Regions from separate parts of the Homo sapiens genome. Here all the other regions are linked to region 1. Evidence: chromatin contacts called from ENCODE Hi-C or POLR2A ChIA-PET data. All regions are on one chromosome and are shown on one strand. The core of a region is the stretch at or near the end of the contact, and the rest is flanking DNA. Distances in the headings are between cores, read along the strand shown. Region 1 holds the start of RERE-AS1 (RERE antisense RNA 1). Region 2 holds the start of KIF1B (kinesin family member 1B). Region 3 has its middle 36 kb from the start of SLC25A33.

Region 1 (4,756 bases), core at 1,565-4,064:
CTTAGAAATACCAGTGACAATCTCGAAAGATATTTAGAGCCAAGGGAACAGTGGAGATCATATGGGGAGAGGATATATATAGCAGAAAGCCCTAGGACAAAGCTTTGGGGAGACTCCAGCATTTAGAGGTTGAGTAGAGAATTAGGCCAAGTGGTATGAGCAAAACTAGGAGAGTTTGGCATCATGGAGCAAGAGGTCAGCTCTGTTAGGAGAGTTCAAAATGGACCTTCTGGCTTTCAACAGTCCATTTCCACTGTGACCACCCTAGCCCAGGCCCTCAGCATCTCATGGTTGGTTTCACTTGTCCGGGTGCGGTGACTCACACCTGTAATCTCAACACTTTGGGAGGTCAAAGCGGGAGGATTGCTTGAGGCCAGGAGTTTGAGACCAGCCTGGGCAATATAGTGAGACCTCATCGTTAATAAATAAATAATTTTTAAAGGAGACAAAAAATGTGGTGAGCATCAACTGCCTAGTGTTATATGGAGGCACTAGGTGTAAGATGTAATTATTTTAAGAGTTTATGGACTTTTTGGGTAAGCAGGCCTTATACAAATAAATAAACTAATGAGAGAGTAACTGGACATCTGGTTTCATTTGGGAGTAGGAGAGATTTTGAGGTGAACGTGGAGATGCCTTACCCAGATTCTGGAGTTGAGACAGAGGTCCCCCAGTGTGGGCCAGTTGGCATTACTGGACATCTGGCTGGAAAGGTGGGCAGGGCCAGGATCCTGGAGGGCCTTGAATTCAGGGCTAAGGAGTGTAAACACTGTCCTGCAGAGACCACCATGCTGTTCTTAGGTAGGGGCTAAGGGCCAGATAAAGTGGGACTCAGGATGAAATCTATAGTTGGGAAAAATTCCTTGGCAGAGGCTTTTAAATGGCTGGATGGGGGAGATGGTTAATAGCCTAGTTATTAGGAAAGAGAGATAAAGGTCTGGCCTGGGACTGCCACTAGCATGAGCAGGAAAGGAGGGCGTTGAAAGACACTTTTTTTTTTTTTTTTTTTGAGACAGAGTCTCTGTCGCCCAGGCTGGAGTGCAGTGGCGCAATTTCGGCTCACTGCAAGCTGCGCCTCCCGGGTTGACGCCATTCTCCTGCCTCAGCCTCCCCAGTAGCTGGGACTACAGGCGCCCACCACCATGCCCAGCTAATTTTTTGTATTTTTAGTAGAGACGGGGTTTCACTGTGTTAGCCAGGATGGTCTCGATCTCCTGGCCTTGTGGTCTGCCCGCCTCAGCCTCCCAAAGTGCTAGGATTACAGGCATGAGCCACCGCGCCCGGCTGAAAGACACTTCTTAGGAAGAATACTGAGGACTTTATGATTTGACATTGGACCCGAGAAGAGGAAAGTACAGACTCATAGAAAATGGTAACAGAAAATAGTTACCACTGTAGACGCCTGCCTGCATTTTACAGAGTGTGGCTCTGAGGATTTGAGGGGGCTTAAGTTTGAATTCTGGCTTTGTCTCTGAGGAGTTGATCTAGTTACCTATCTGTGCCTCAGCTTCCTTGTCTGTAAAATGGGGATAATAATTGTACTTCTTCTTAGGTTGTAAAGATTTCGAATTAATATATATGAGGCTCCTGGCATATAGTAGGTACTTAGTAACTATTGGTTGAATGGATGATGTTCAAAGGATTGCATCACAATAAATGGAAGAAACAGGATCTGAATTTGTTTGTCCAACTCTGCCACCTTACCCTGATGTTCCAGAGTCAGCCTTTCTCACATGCTGCCTTTATTGTGTAGGCCTCTTTTACTGGACCTGTTAGATGTCACTTGGTATCAAGCCCACGTTCCGATTGCATGGTCCTGGCGTTCCACAGCCTGGCTCACTCCAGATTGCCCGCCCCAAGTCTGTGTAGACTGTCCCCTGTAACCCACCTCCCATTCTCCACCTCTGACCTTCACGGAGGGCCCGGTCACCAAGCCACCTCCCACCCCTGCAATAGTTGCCCACCCCTTGTGATCTCGCTGATGTCACTGCCTTGGCGAAGGCATTCTGAACTACTACAGACCACTGCAGTCTAGCCTTCTTGGGTCCCTTGCTGCACTGATGAGCTGCACCTCACTTCTTTATGCTTGGCCAGATGACATCTCAGAATGTTCTGTAATGACTTCACACATACTTATCTTACGTGCAAAAATGAATCACAGTTCAGTAAAGGTCCATGGCAACCTTTATTATCTTCCTAGACCCCTCTCAGCTAGGTGCTCAGTAAATACCTGAATACTTGAAGAATGGATTAAGCGGCAGGAATTCTGATTACTGAGGTGGAGTGTGCCAGTAGTTGAGGTCCTCATCTCATACCTGAACTGTGTCAGCAGCCTCTTTAACTGGTCTGTCCCTAATCTACACTTAGGCCACACTGCCACTGGCACAGTCCTCATCCAGTCTTTTCATGGAAAGCTCCAGCTTCAGCCTTTCTGCCAGCCTACAATTAGGAACTCTTCCGTGCGGCCTGAAGGGCTCTCTGCAACCGGATCCTTGCCTGCCTCTTTCGTCTTATCTGCTGGCACTCCATTCTGCACACCCTGTCCTCCTTGCAGTTCCCAGAATGTTCCCTGTGCCTTTTCCTGGCTGACTTCTGCTGGAAGCCCTGCTGGAGCCCACCTGGCAGGCTCACACTCTTCCTTGTCACTTCCTCTAAGACATCAGCAAGCAGAGTAAGTTGCTTCCTCTTCCTAGCTTCACCCACCACCCTTTGTTCCTCTGCTGCTTTTCTTGCAGGCCCTAGGACTGGTTTGTTTACCTGTCTGCCTTCCTGGGCAGACTGCAGCTCCTTGAGGGCAGGGCCATCTTTCCGTGCCGTCTCTCCCGGTGATATGCTGTGTGCACACAGCGTAGGATGCCTGTTGATCATATAAACGATACTTTTGTCAAGTAACAAAGGTCACTCCTCACACTAGAGGAGAGCTTGCTGCTTTCTTGTGCCTTGAGAGATTTTCCCTTCGAACTGTATGAATTATATTGAAAATTGACAATGATGAGTCATATCTCAGCAAGGGTGAAATTCAAAAACGCAAAGCCTCCACTACTGGAGTAGGAGGTTGCAGACTGGTCTTAAAAGGCTAAGTCTGGCCCTTCACTGAATCCGCCTGGCGGGTCTCAAACACAGGGAGTGGGAGGGACCCTCTGCCCGGTGGGCAGGTGATTTATTGGCTGGGAAGCTTCCGCGGTGATTTAGTTGTGAAGCGGCGGCCGGGGAAGTGCAGGCTAATGCCTGGGCCGCCAGGGAGAGGCCGCCCACAATCGCGGGCCGGAAGGGACCGCGGGGGGCGTCGGGGCCAGCCCCCCGTTTCGCAGCTGAGGCGGGGTTGGGGCGGAGGGCGTGCGGCCGGGGCGCAGCCGACTTCGTCCATCCGGAACGTGGGCTGGAGACCCAGCAGCCTGGGAAGGGCCCCAGCCCTGTGGGCGCCCTCTCCCCACGCTTGCTGCGGTAGGGAGGAAGTTTCTGTGCTTTACCGCCTTGATGTTCTCCTGTCCGGAAGGAGGACACAGATTCCAGCGCCGGGTGCCCTGGAGGCTCCGGCCTCGGGGTGGGGGTCGGGCCGGGGGCGGGGCCGGGGCCGGGGCGCGGGGCCCCGGCTGGCGGACAGGAGGGCGGCGGCAATCCAGGCCGCCTTTTGCAGCCGCCCGCGGCCGCGCCGGGCTCTGCGCGCCGCGCTCCTGCCTCCTCCCCCGTCAGCGGCGGCCCCAGCCCCGCGCCCCCCGGGCCCCGCGCCGCGCGGCCCCGCCGCGGTCACACGCCGAGCCACCCGCGGCCGCCTCCGCCCTGCGCTTTGTGGAGCCGGAGCCCAGTGACAGGCGACGGCCTCTTGCCGCCCCGGACCCCGGGCGCTTACCTGTGGCTGCTGGGGTCGGCCGCCCGGGACCAGGCTGGGAGCCCCGAGGTGGGGGCTCGGAGCCAGGAGCTGCCCCCACCGGGGCGGGGAGGGGTGCTCGGGAGGCATGGGACAAAGTGAAAGTCTCCGGGCTGGGGTTAGGGACGAGTCTGCTGCGAAAATGGATGGGGGCGGCGAGTGGCGTCGGGAGGGCGGAAGGGGTGCTGGTTATTCTCTGGTGTCTCGGAGTGGCTTTTAATGACGGACGGTGGGGCAGGCCCGCTGGCTTTCGTGTTCCCGGTGGGCTTCTGTGATACTGGTGCCTTCCGGTGCCTCCTGGCAAATTCTTTGGATTAAGGAAAGCGGCCTTTTAACCCCCTAGGGTTCCCTTCTGGAGAAGAGTCACCGGGTTTGGTTCTGTTTCCCCTTTCTGCTCGACACTTCTGGGAAGCTTGGTTCTCAGGTGGGAAAGCAGTTGTGTTTTATTAAAACATGGAGCATATTTATACCTTCGTGCACCAGAATGTGTGCCTGGTGGAAGAGGGGGACAGATTGCTTCTTAGCCTCAGACGCAGGACGTCCTTCTCTTAAACGCGCTGCCCTGCGTGGTGGGTGGGATTGGGGTTCTGATGAAGGTAGCTGGGGCCTGCCCTGGCCAGTGGGTCCCAGCTGAGCTGCTGACATACTCTCCGAGCCTCGGCAGTATTCCCTAGCCGAGACTTTTTTTGTGGTTGTTATTCTGCTGATTGTAGATATCTTTGCTTTGCTGACATCCTGTTTTGTTTTTGGTTTTTACATCCCATTTGTTTCTTTTTATCACAGAAACGCTTCGTTAAGGGACTCAGGCAGTACGGGAAGAACTTCTTCAGAATTAGAAAGGAGCTGCTTCCCAATAAGGAAACAGTGAGTACAATTGGACTTTATGTA
Region 2 (4,756 bases), core at 1-2,500, 1.8 Mb before region 1:
GCCCCCGCACTGGACGCAGAAGATGAATAGAGAAACACGGAATTTCACCCCAACAAGAATGGAATCTTGAAGGCAGTTTACCTTGGAAGCTCATTTAGCAATCAAGGAAAAAAAAAAAAAGGGATCTGGAAGCTCCATTCTGGCGTTAGGGGCGGGAATGTTTTGTGTTGCATGAACAATGACTAGCTTGCTCAAGCAGCCTCCCAACCCCCACAACTTGGCTTCTGGTCTGGCCAGTCACCCTGAAAGCTGCCAGGGCTGTCACTCGGTGCCTTCCAACAACTGGACTTGGCTCCTAAAGGATTTGTCAGATCATCCTCCCAATATGGCTGCCCGAGTAATCCCAGTCGGCTGAATGCCGAGACCACACCAGCCTTCCTCACACCTGGCCAGCATCCAACAAGCCCCCTCCCTTCCTATCGCACCCCTCTTTCCAGGCCTCGAGCCCTCGGCTCCCCCAGCGCCAAGCGATGACCTTTCCTATCGCCATCTGGCAAAGGGCATAACCACATTCCCAGCCGAAGCCCGATGCCCACCACAAAGGAGGAAAGGGGAGAGGGAAAATGAGAAACGATGGCTTCAAACGAAGCACAGCCGCCCCCCGGGCTGCAACGTGCGCGGAGCCCAGGGAACGGCCAGGCAGCGGCGGGTCTGGAGAGCGCTGGGCACAGCCGGGGCCTGGCAGCGCGGGGGAAACGGAGGGCCGGTGCAGGGCACTGCGGGGGCCCCAGCCGACCGCTGGACGCCGGCCCGGGACTCGCTGCTGGCCTAGGGAGGGGTCCCCTCCCCCGAGGGCGAGGCTCCCGCACCCGGCGCCCGTCCCGCGCTACCTCCCCTCAGACCCCGCCCGGACCCCGGCCCGGCCGCTCCTCCCCGCGGAAGCGGCCCCCTCCCCAACCCCGCGACCGCGGCGCCAACCGCGGCCAGCCCCGCCGCCTTACCTCAGCCGCGCTGCAGACCGACGGGCGGACCGGGTCAACAGGAGCCGCGGCGCGCGGGGGCGCGGGGGGCCGGGCACCGACGCACCTCAGCGCGAGCAGCGGCCGCCGCGAGCCGCAGGGCGCCGCTCCGCAGCCCCATCACGCAGCAGCCCGGCACCGCATCGAGGTGGGAGGTGGGCGGTGGGCGGCGGACAGGAGTGCGCGAGTGCGGGAGGCCAGGGCGCGGCGACGGCCGGCGGTGACGGCTGCGGAGGACGGGGAGCTGCTCCGACGCGCGCGGGCGCCTCCCAGGACCGCTGCCGTCACACTGCCCCGCTTCGGCCCTCGCGAAACTCCGCCCGCAGTCGCCGGCGCGGGACACCGCCCCGAGCTGGGCCTCTGCGCGTCACCTCGTATCCGCCCCGGCGCCCGCGACGGACACGGGCTGTGACCAATCACAGCACAGAGCTCGGGGCGGCCAGCCAATCGTAGGGTGAGCCGGGGAGTGGGGCTGCTGCGGGGGGCTGCAGGAACATCGAGCGCCCCCTGGTGGCCCTCGGGCCGGCTCAACCAGGGGTGCGGGCTGGCCAAAGCCGGAGCCCGGAGTTCCCTCCCGGGTGACCCCCAAGGGCATTCGTCGGAATCAGCCGCCCCCAGCCACCCCGATAATCCGCCTTATACGGGGACAAAAGATTGACTGAGTGGAGCGGGGCGGGGCCCAGGGGTCCTGACGCCCGCAGAGGAGCTGGGATCAACATGGGAGGCGCCGAGAGTGGAATCATTGTCCGTCGGAAAACATCTCGCAGGCGGAACCGGCCGAACGCGGCGCGGTGGGAGCGGAACCCCGAGAGGGGATGAGCGCATCCCGCGGGAAGCTGCCTGGCCTATTCTTACAGAACCCGAGCAAAACACCTCCCACGCGCCACCTCGGGAGAGAAGGCGGAATGAGTAATGGAAAAGCATGACTTGGTGGGCATTCCACTTGTCTCCTTGGGAGACCGCGGAAGGGCTGTGAGGAGAGGAACAAACGCTTTGCACCGTCCCTGAGTTAACGAGCCCAGCCCCCTTCTGGGAGATGCCCTTGAAGGAGGGAGAGTGGAAGTTAGAAACCCGGAGGACACAAAAGCACGAGCAGTGATTTCTTTAAAATCAGATTTAGATTCAGCTGGAAAGAAAAATCTCACTGTTCAGAAACTGTTCAATTCAGTACTTAACAAAATATAATCTTCAGTGATAATATATTCAATTATCAGGCCCAGGCCGAGCACTATTACTTTATAAGGTTGTGAATTATTTTTATTTACTAGCAGACATTGAAAGTAAAATCACATGTCTTCCCCTGAATTAAATACAGTATTATTGTGAGTAAAAGGTATTATGTACAAGCATATGCACTAAAACATCGAAATTAATTTTCTACACTAATAATTCTGGAAAATCTCCACCACCACTCAAGTCCTCAGACTCTTCATCCGCTTTTATTGATCACGTCTCATTTTATAGAATTTAAGCTCCACCTACCTGCAAAAGGATTTGACATAGCTTACACTAAAGCATACAGCAGTGAAACCGTATAGCTTTAAAATAGGCGTAAAATTCATAATAATGAAACAAGCAAGAGACTTTTTAAAAGCTGTTTGAATGAGAGGCATGCCTAGAAAGAAAAATTTTTTTGTTTTGTTTTGAGACAGAGTTTTACTCTCGCCCAGGCTGAGCTCAGTGGCACGATGTCAAATCTCTGCAACCTCCGCCTCCCAGGTTCAAGCGATTCTCCTGCCTCAGCCTCCCGAGTAGCTGGGATTACAGGTGCCTGCCACCACGCCCGGCTAATTTTTGTATTTTTAGTAGAGACGGTGTTTCACTATGTTGGTCAGGTTGGTCTTGAACTCCTGACCTCAGGTGATCCACCTGTCTCAGCCTCTCAAAGTGCTGGGATTACAGGAATGAGCCACCGCGCCCGGCCAGAAAAACAATATTTTAAAAATCCATAGTCAAGGAAATATGTTGCCACTGAGCACAGAACTCAGCTCTTAGCTTCCTGACGGCTAAGAGTAAAATGAAACTATAGTAGGTTAATAAAGAGGAACTCATCAATTCAACAGTAGACACCACTTCATCATAGCGTGGACCTCCTTGCGTAAATACTGTGGTGAGCGCCATGGAGAGTTACGAAAACCTGGGTGGCTGTATTGCTTGAGCTCTCAATGGAGCACAATCTAAAAAGAATCTAAAACGTAGTGAAGAACCAGGCGCGGTGGCTCACGACAGTAATCCCAACACTTTGGGAGGCTGAGGCGGGTGGATCACTTGAGGTCAGGAGTTCGAGACCAGCCTGACCAACATGGCAAAACCCCATCTCTACTAAAAAATACAAAAATTAGCCAGGCGTGGTGGGCACGCCTGTAATACCAGCTACTTGGGAACCTGAGGCAGGAGAATCACTTGAACCCGGGAGGTGGACGAGGCGGCAGTTGCAGTGAGCTGAGATCCTACCACTGAACTCCAGCCTGGGAGATAGAGTGAGACTCTGTCTCAACAAAAAATAAAATAAAATTTAAAACAAAAACGTAGTGAAGAGGGTGTGATTGTGATTGGCAGGAGAAGAAGCTAGCCAAAGGGCACACAGAAGGCACAGAAGGGTCAATAAAGGCAAAGAAGGCTGCTCCAGGATCCAAGGCCAAACAGCCCACTCTGCATAAGCCTTTTGCCTCTCTGACAGATGAAGTCACACTGCCCAGCCAGTTTCTCAGATTACAAATTCTGTATAAAAGCATCTCTTTAAAATGATAAATAAATTACTAGAAAATTGAATGTAGCCATGATCTGGTAGGGCTGTCTCTGGAATGCAAGGATACGAGAACATCAGAAGTCCTAGTCACGTGGTGCACTGCCACTCTCCCATCACAATCACAATCACAATCAGGTTTCTGGATACAAAATCAATACACAAAAATCCGAAGTGTTCCTTTTTGATAGGAAGACTTTATTATTACTATTATTTTAGACAGGGTCTCACTCTGTCACCCAGGCTGGAGTGCAGTGGTGTGATCACAGCTTACTACAGCCTCAACCCTTGCCCCCTGGTTTAATCCATCCTCCCACCTCAGCCTCCTGAGTAGGTGGCACTATAGGCACACACCACCACGCCCAGCTAATTTTTCTATTTTTTGTAGAGACGGCTGGTATCCAGCTCCTGGACTCCAGTGATCCATCAACCTCAGCCTCCCAAAGTGCTGGGACTACAGGTGTGAGCCACTGAGCCTGGCCTTTATTGCTATTTTTAATGGGATCTTTTTAAAAAATCAAGTCTTCCCGGCCAGGTGCTGTGGCCCACGCCTGTAATCCCAGTACTTTGGGAGGCAGAGTAGGCTGATCGCTTGAGCCTAGGAGTTTGAGACAAGCCTAGGCAACATAACGAGACCCTATCTCTACAAAAAATACAAAAAAAAAAAAAAAAGTAGCCAGACATGGTGGTATGTACCTGTAGTCCCAGCTGCTTGGGAGGCTGAGTGGGAAGATCAATTGAGCCTGGAAGGTCAAGGCTACAGTGAGCTATGATTGCACCACAGCACTCGAGCCTCAATGACAGAGTGAGATCCTGTCTCAAAAAAAAAAAGAAAGAAAGAAAAAAAGCAATAAAAGCTATTCAATATTTAAGAATAAATGCACCTGTAATCCCAGCACTTTGGGAGGCCCAGGTGGGTGAATCACTTGAGGTAAGGAGTTCGAGACCAGCCTAGCCAACATGGTGAAACACAGTCTCTACTAAAAATACAAAAAATTAGCCAGATGTGGTGGTACATGCCTGTAATCCCAGCTACTCGGGAGGCTGAGGC
Region 3 (4,756 bases), core at 1,653-4,152, 1.1 Mb before region 1:
GATGTGATTAAGAACGTCTAGATGAGGCCGGGCGGGGTGGCTCACGCCTGTAATCACAGAACTCTGGGAGGCCGAGGTGGGCGGATCACCTGAGGTCAGGAGTTCGAGATTAGCCTGGCCAACATGGCGAAACCCCGTCCCTACTAAAAATACAAAAAATTAGCCAGGCGTGGTGGTGTGTGCCTGTAATCTCAGCTACATGGGAGGCTGATGCAGAAGAATTGCTTGAACTCGGGAGGCGGAGGTTGCAGTGAGCCGAGATCACACTATTGCACTCCAGCCTGGGTGACAGAGTGAAACCCTGTCTCAAAGGAAAAAGCAAAAAGAAAAAGAACCTCTAGTTGAGATCATTCTGGATGCCTGGTTGGACCCTAATTCCAATGACTGGTGTCCTTATAAAAAACAGAAGGGGAGACACAGATGCAGAGGAGACGGCCCTGGGAAGACAGAGGCAGAGGTTGGGTGACGCAGCCACAGGTGAAGTCACACCTGGAGCCTCCCAAAGCTGGAAGAAGCAGGGAAGGGTGCTGCCCCAGAGCCTTCGGAGACAGTGTGGCCCTGCCAACACCTTGATTTGAACTTCTGGCCTCTGAAACTGTGAGAGACTCAATTTCTGTTGTGTTAAGCCACCCAGTTTATGGCCATTTGTTACAGTAGCCACAGGAAATTAATACAGTTCTTCTGGGTCTCAGCACCTCATCAATAATGTATTGTCAAATAAAGCAGCGTTTACCACAGGCTGGGGACTATGTAGGTTAAGCCTTTTATCTATTTACACTGTCTAATCCTTGGAATAATCTGTAAGGTAGGTGCTGCTATATTCCGGTTTTGCCAGTGCAGGAGAGCGGCTCAGACTGGGTGAGTGTCCTGGCCGCAGAGGTGGCTGGTGGGGCCCTGCTGTGTGAGCAGGTGGGGCCTGCTGTGGCTCCCTCCTGGGCTCTTGCTCTTGGCCACCTGATACAGGAGCACAGAGAATGTAACATGTATAGCCACCGGCCAGGCCCTGTCCCTGAGATCTTCAATTCTGTGCACTGACTCGCACTCCAGGGGGGCCTGAGAGGCTGCGGGAGGATTAAAGGGTTACGTTCAAGCCTTCAGTGGCAAGGCCTGGAAATGATGCTGAAAGACTCTCGTGGCCCTGCCTGGAAAGACCTTTTTTTTTTTTTTTTTTTTTTTTTTTTTTAATTGAGATGGAGTCTCACTCTGTTGCCCAGGCTGGAATGCAGTGCTGCCATCTCGGCTCACTGCAACCTCCACCTCCCAGTTCAAGAGATTCTTCTGCCTCAGCCTCCTGAGTAGCTGGGATTGCAGGCATGTGCCACCACACCTGGCTAATTTTTGTATTTTTAATAGAGATGGCGTTTCACCTTGTTGGCCAAGCTGGTCTCGCACTCCTGACCTCAGGCGATCTGCCCACGTTGGTCTCCCAAAGTGCTGGGATTATAGGCGTGAGCCCCGGGCCCAGCCTGGAAGGACTTCTCTTGCAGCTCCTCTTCCTGCCCCCGCAGATCCCTACAGTAAGTACCCTGGATGGGAGAGAGATGCTTGGTGGCGATTGAGAGGTCAGCACTGGAAGTCATCCTGGAGACCCGGCCCCTCCTGGTACAGGTGTGGCATTGAGTGTGAATGGAAAGAAAATGTTGGCCCATGGCTTGATATGGGGGCATGGAAACAGGAGCGATGGTGGATGTTGAAGGCTTGGCAGTGCACAAACAGGGCTGCTTCGGAAGGGACCATGCGACAAACAGGGCCCGGGGTGTGGTGGGCTCACTGAGACCCCTGTGATGGGGAGGACCCAGCCTGGCCCTGCCCACAGCCACAGCCTCTAAGGACGGTGGTGCTTCTCCCCCCAGGCTGTCCACTTGCACCCCTCATGCCTCACCCTGGAACCCCAGAAGAAAGCAGCAGTGGTTGTTTAAATAATAAAAAATTTGGCCAGGTGCAGTGGCTCATGCCTGTAATCCCGGCACTTTGGGAGCCCGAGGTGGGTCGATCATTTGAGTGAATGAAAAAATCTCAAGAGTGAATTTTAGGTCAGGAGTTTGAGACCAGCCTGGACAACATAGTGAAACCCCATCTCTTCTAAAAATACACACAAAAAATTAGCTGGTTGTGGTGGTGCACACCTGTAATCCCAGCTACTAGGGAGGCTGAGGCAGAAGAATCGCTCAAACATGGGAGACATAGGTTGCAGTGAGTGGAGATTGCACCACTGCACTCCAGCCTGGGGGACAGAGTGAGACTTTGTCTTAAAAATAAAAAAATAGGCTGGGTGCGGTGGCTCACACCTGTAATTCCAGCACTTTGGAAGCCCGAGGCAGGTGGATCACCTGAGATCGGGAGTTCGAGACCAGCCTGACCAACATGGAGAAACCCTGGCTCTACTAAAAATGCAAAATTAGCCAGGTGTGGTGGTTCATGCCTGTAATCCCAGCTACTTGGGAGGCTGAGGCAGGAGAATTGCTTGAATCTGGGAGGTGGAGGTTGCGGTGAGCTAAGATTGTGCCACTGCACTCCAGCCTGGGCAACAAGAGTGGAACTCCATCTCAAAAAAATAAATAAAAAATAATAAAATTAAAAAAATACATAAAATAAAAACATTAATAATAAATAGGTGTGGGTCCTGGGGTGCAGGGCTCTGAGGAATGCTCATTCAAGGCAAGTGATCTTTAGCCCCGTGACCTTTCCAATGCCAGCTGGGGAGCTCATCCGCCTGTCCGGCCAGAACAAATGAAAAACAGGCACCCGGGAGTCACCTGAGCCACCACCCTGTGTTCCCTCCTCTTCTTGGAGTGAAATAACAGCCCGGCTGATGCCATGAGGTGAAACTAGGGCCCAGGAGCCGCCGGCCCCTCATGGGACAGACTGTACGGCCCAGGCTCCTCCGGGCCTGGCCAGCGTGGTTATTTATAAGCCCTGGCTGCCTCCAGTGTGCCTGGATCAGACTGGCTTGTTTGGGTCACCGGTGCCAAGTTTTTTCTTTCTTTTTCTTTTTTTCCAATAAGAATCTACGTCTGAGCATGGACGGAATCCCAGAATCAAATCACTGGATCAATACTTGGTCACCAAACACATTCGAGACCTCAAAAGCTCAAAGGTGAGGTTTTTCTTCCACCTTTCCTCTGGACAAATGCCTTGACCGTGGGAAGGAAACAGTGGAGCTCTGGGTTGGAGGGGGCGGTGCTCCCAAGAGCATCTCCCTAAAATTTGCCCCGATGGTGTCCTTTCTCAGAGATGGACATATCGAAACTTTTCTTTCTTTCTTTCTTCCTTCCCTCCCTCCTTCCTTCCTTCCTTCCTTCCTTCCTTCCTTCCTTCCTTCCTTCCTTCCTTCCCTCCCTCCCTCCCTCCCTCCCTTCTTTCTTTCTTTCTTTCTTCTTTCTCTCTTTTTTCTTCTTTTTCTTCTTTCTTTCCTTTTCTTCTTCTTTTTTTTTTTTTTTATGAGACAGGGTCTCACTTTGTCACCCAGGCTGGAGTGCAGTGGCACGATCATAGCTCACTGCAATATCCATCTCCCAGGGTAAAGCGACCCACTTGCCTCAGCCCCGAAGTAGGTGGGACTACAGGCATGTGCCACCATGCCTGGCTAATTTTTGTTTTTGTTGGTAGACATGGGGGTTTCACCATGTTGCCAAGGCTGGTCTTGAACTCCTGAACTCAAATGATCCTCCTGCCTCAGTCTCCCACAGTGCTGGTATTACAGGCATGAGCCACTGTGCCCAGCGGGAGTTTCATTTTTATTTGCAAAGTAGACTGAAGTCCCTGGAGAAAAGGCTTCAAAAACATATTTTATAGGACTTAGGGCTGTGCTGTGCTTTTCACAGGCCCTGGGTACTTTTTCTTTTGTGAGTACCTTCTCCATTAAAATTTTTTTAAAATTATATTTTATAGCCACATACGATTTTACAGATAAAATCCAAACTGGAGTCGTTATGATATGTATTTATGATTATATTCATATATATTTATTATATATTTATATATTTATTCATATATATTTATTATTATATTCATATTTTCCTCCTGATTTTATTTTTTATTTATTTTTATTTTTTTTGAGAGGGTGTCTCCCCCTGTCACCCAGGCTGGAGTGCAGTGGCGCCATCTCGGCTCACTGCAACCTCCACCTCCCGGGTTCAAGTGATTCTCCTGCGTCAGCCTCCCGAGTAGCTGGGATTACAGGTGTGTGCCACCATGCCCGGATAATTTTGTATTTTTAGTAGAGACCCACACCTGTTTACTATTAATTATTTTATTTTATTTTTGTGTTTTTAAATTTTATTTATTTATTTATTTTTTTGAGACGGAGTTCCACTCTTGTTGCCCAAGCTAGAGTGCAATGGCGCAATCTCGGCTCACTGCAACCTCTGCCTCCCGGATTCAAGCAATTCTCCTGCCTCAGCCTCCCAAGTAGCTGGGATTACAGGCATGCACCACCATGCCTGGCTAAAGAGAGGGGGTTTTGCTGTGTTGGCCAGGCTGGTCTCAAACTCCTGACCTCAAGTGATCTGCCCATCTCAGCCTCCCAAAATGCTGGGATTACAGGAGTGAGCTACTGTGCCTGGACATTTCCTCCTGATTTTATAAAGGAGTTGAAACATTTTCTCTGGGTCTAAATGTATCAGAGCCCCTGGGCCCAAATGCTGAGTCAGTCCTGGGGGTGCTGGTGTCACCCTCCCTTTGCTGTTTTATTTTTTAATCGTTTCTGCTATCAAGGTTTACCATGCTAAGTGATTTACATGCAAAATCGTGTCTC

Evidence for each region. A loop is a pair of places that touch in the nucleus more often than their neighbours do. ChIA-PET counts read pairs that join two places held with the same protein, here RNA polymerase II (POLR2A). Pooled maps may share reads with other maps.
Region 2: a pooled map shows a loop between it and region 1 (2.2-fold over the local background). The contact joins the promoter of KIF1B here to the promoter of RERE-AS1 in region 1. A Hi-C loop is called at or near these places in 2 of 50 pooled maps. POLR2A ChIA-PET finds 5 or more read pairs at or near these places in 2 of 52 experiments (OCI-LY7 and WTC11).
Region 3: a loop to region 1 is called in a pooled map, with 9 times the contacts of the local background. The contact joins the enhancer-like site here to the promoter of RERE-AS1 in region 1. A Hi-C loop is called at or near these places in 1 of 168 maps with a recorded cell type or tissue (gastrocnemius medialis) and 1 of 50 pooled maps. POLR2A ChIA-PET finds 5 or more read pairs at or near these places in 1 of 52 experiments (activated T-cell).

Annotation. Positions count from the first base shown.
Region 1 is chr1:8,422,703-8,427,458 of GRCh38, reverse strand. It overlaps RERE-AS1 (RERE antisense RNA 1), which reads right to left and starts at 2,814. Exons shown (of 4, transcript NR_125999.1): 1 at 2,758-2,814. It overlaps RERE (arginine-glutamic acid dipeptide repeats), which reads left to right. Exons shown (of 23, transcript NM_001042681.2): 12 at 4,652-4,732. RefSeq lists silencers at 3,225-3,364, 3,675-4,014.
Region 2 is chr1:10,207,064-10,211,819 of GRCh38, reverse strand. It overlaps KIF1B (kinesin family member 1B), which reads right to left and starts at 1,250. Exons shown (of 49, transcript NM_001365951.3): 1 at 942-1,250. RefSeq lists an enhancer at 1-117 and silencers at 1,019-1,538, 1,569-1,648, 1,735-2,029.
Region 3 is chr1:9,501,562-9,506,317 of GRCh38, reverse strand. No RefSeq gene overlaps it. Among named protein-coding and RNA genes, the nearest start is that of SLC25A33, 36 kb to the left of the region's middle. Within about 2 kb of position 2,902, at least 6 of the 41 ENCODE cell types and tissues checked have a DNase peak (open chromatin) inside an H3K27ac peak, as active enhancers do; they include gastrocnemius medialis, where a contact is called at or near this core.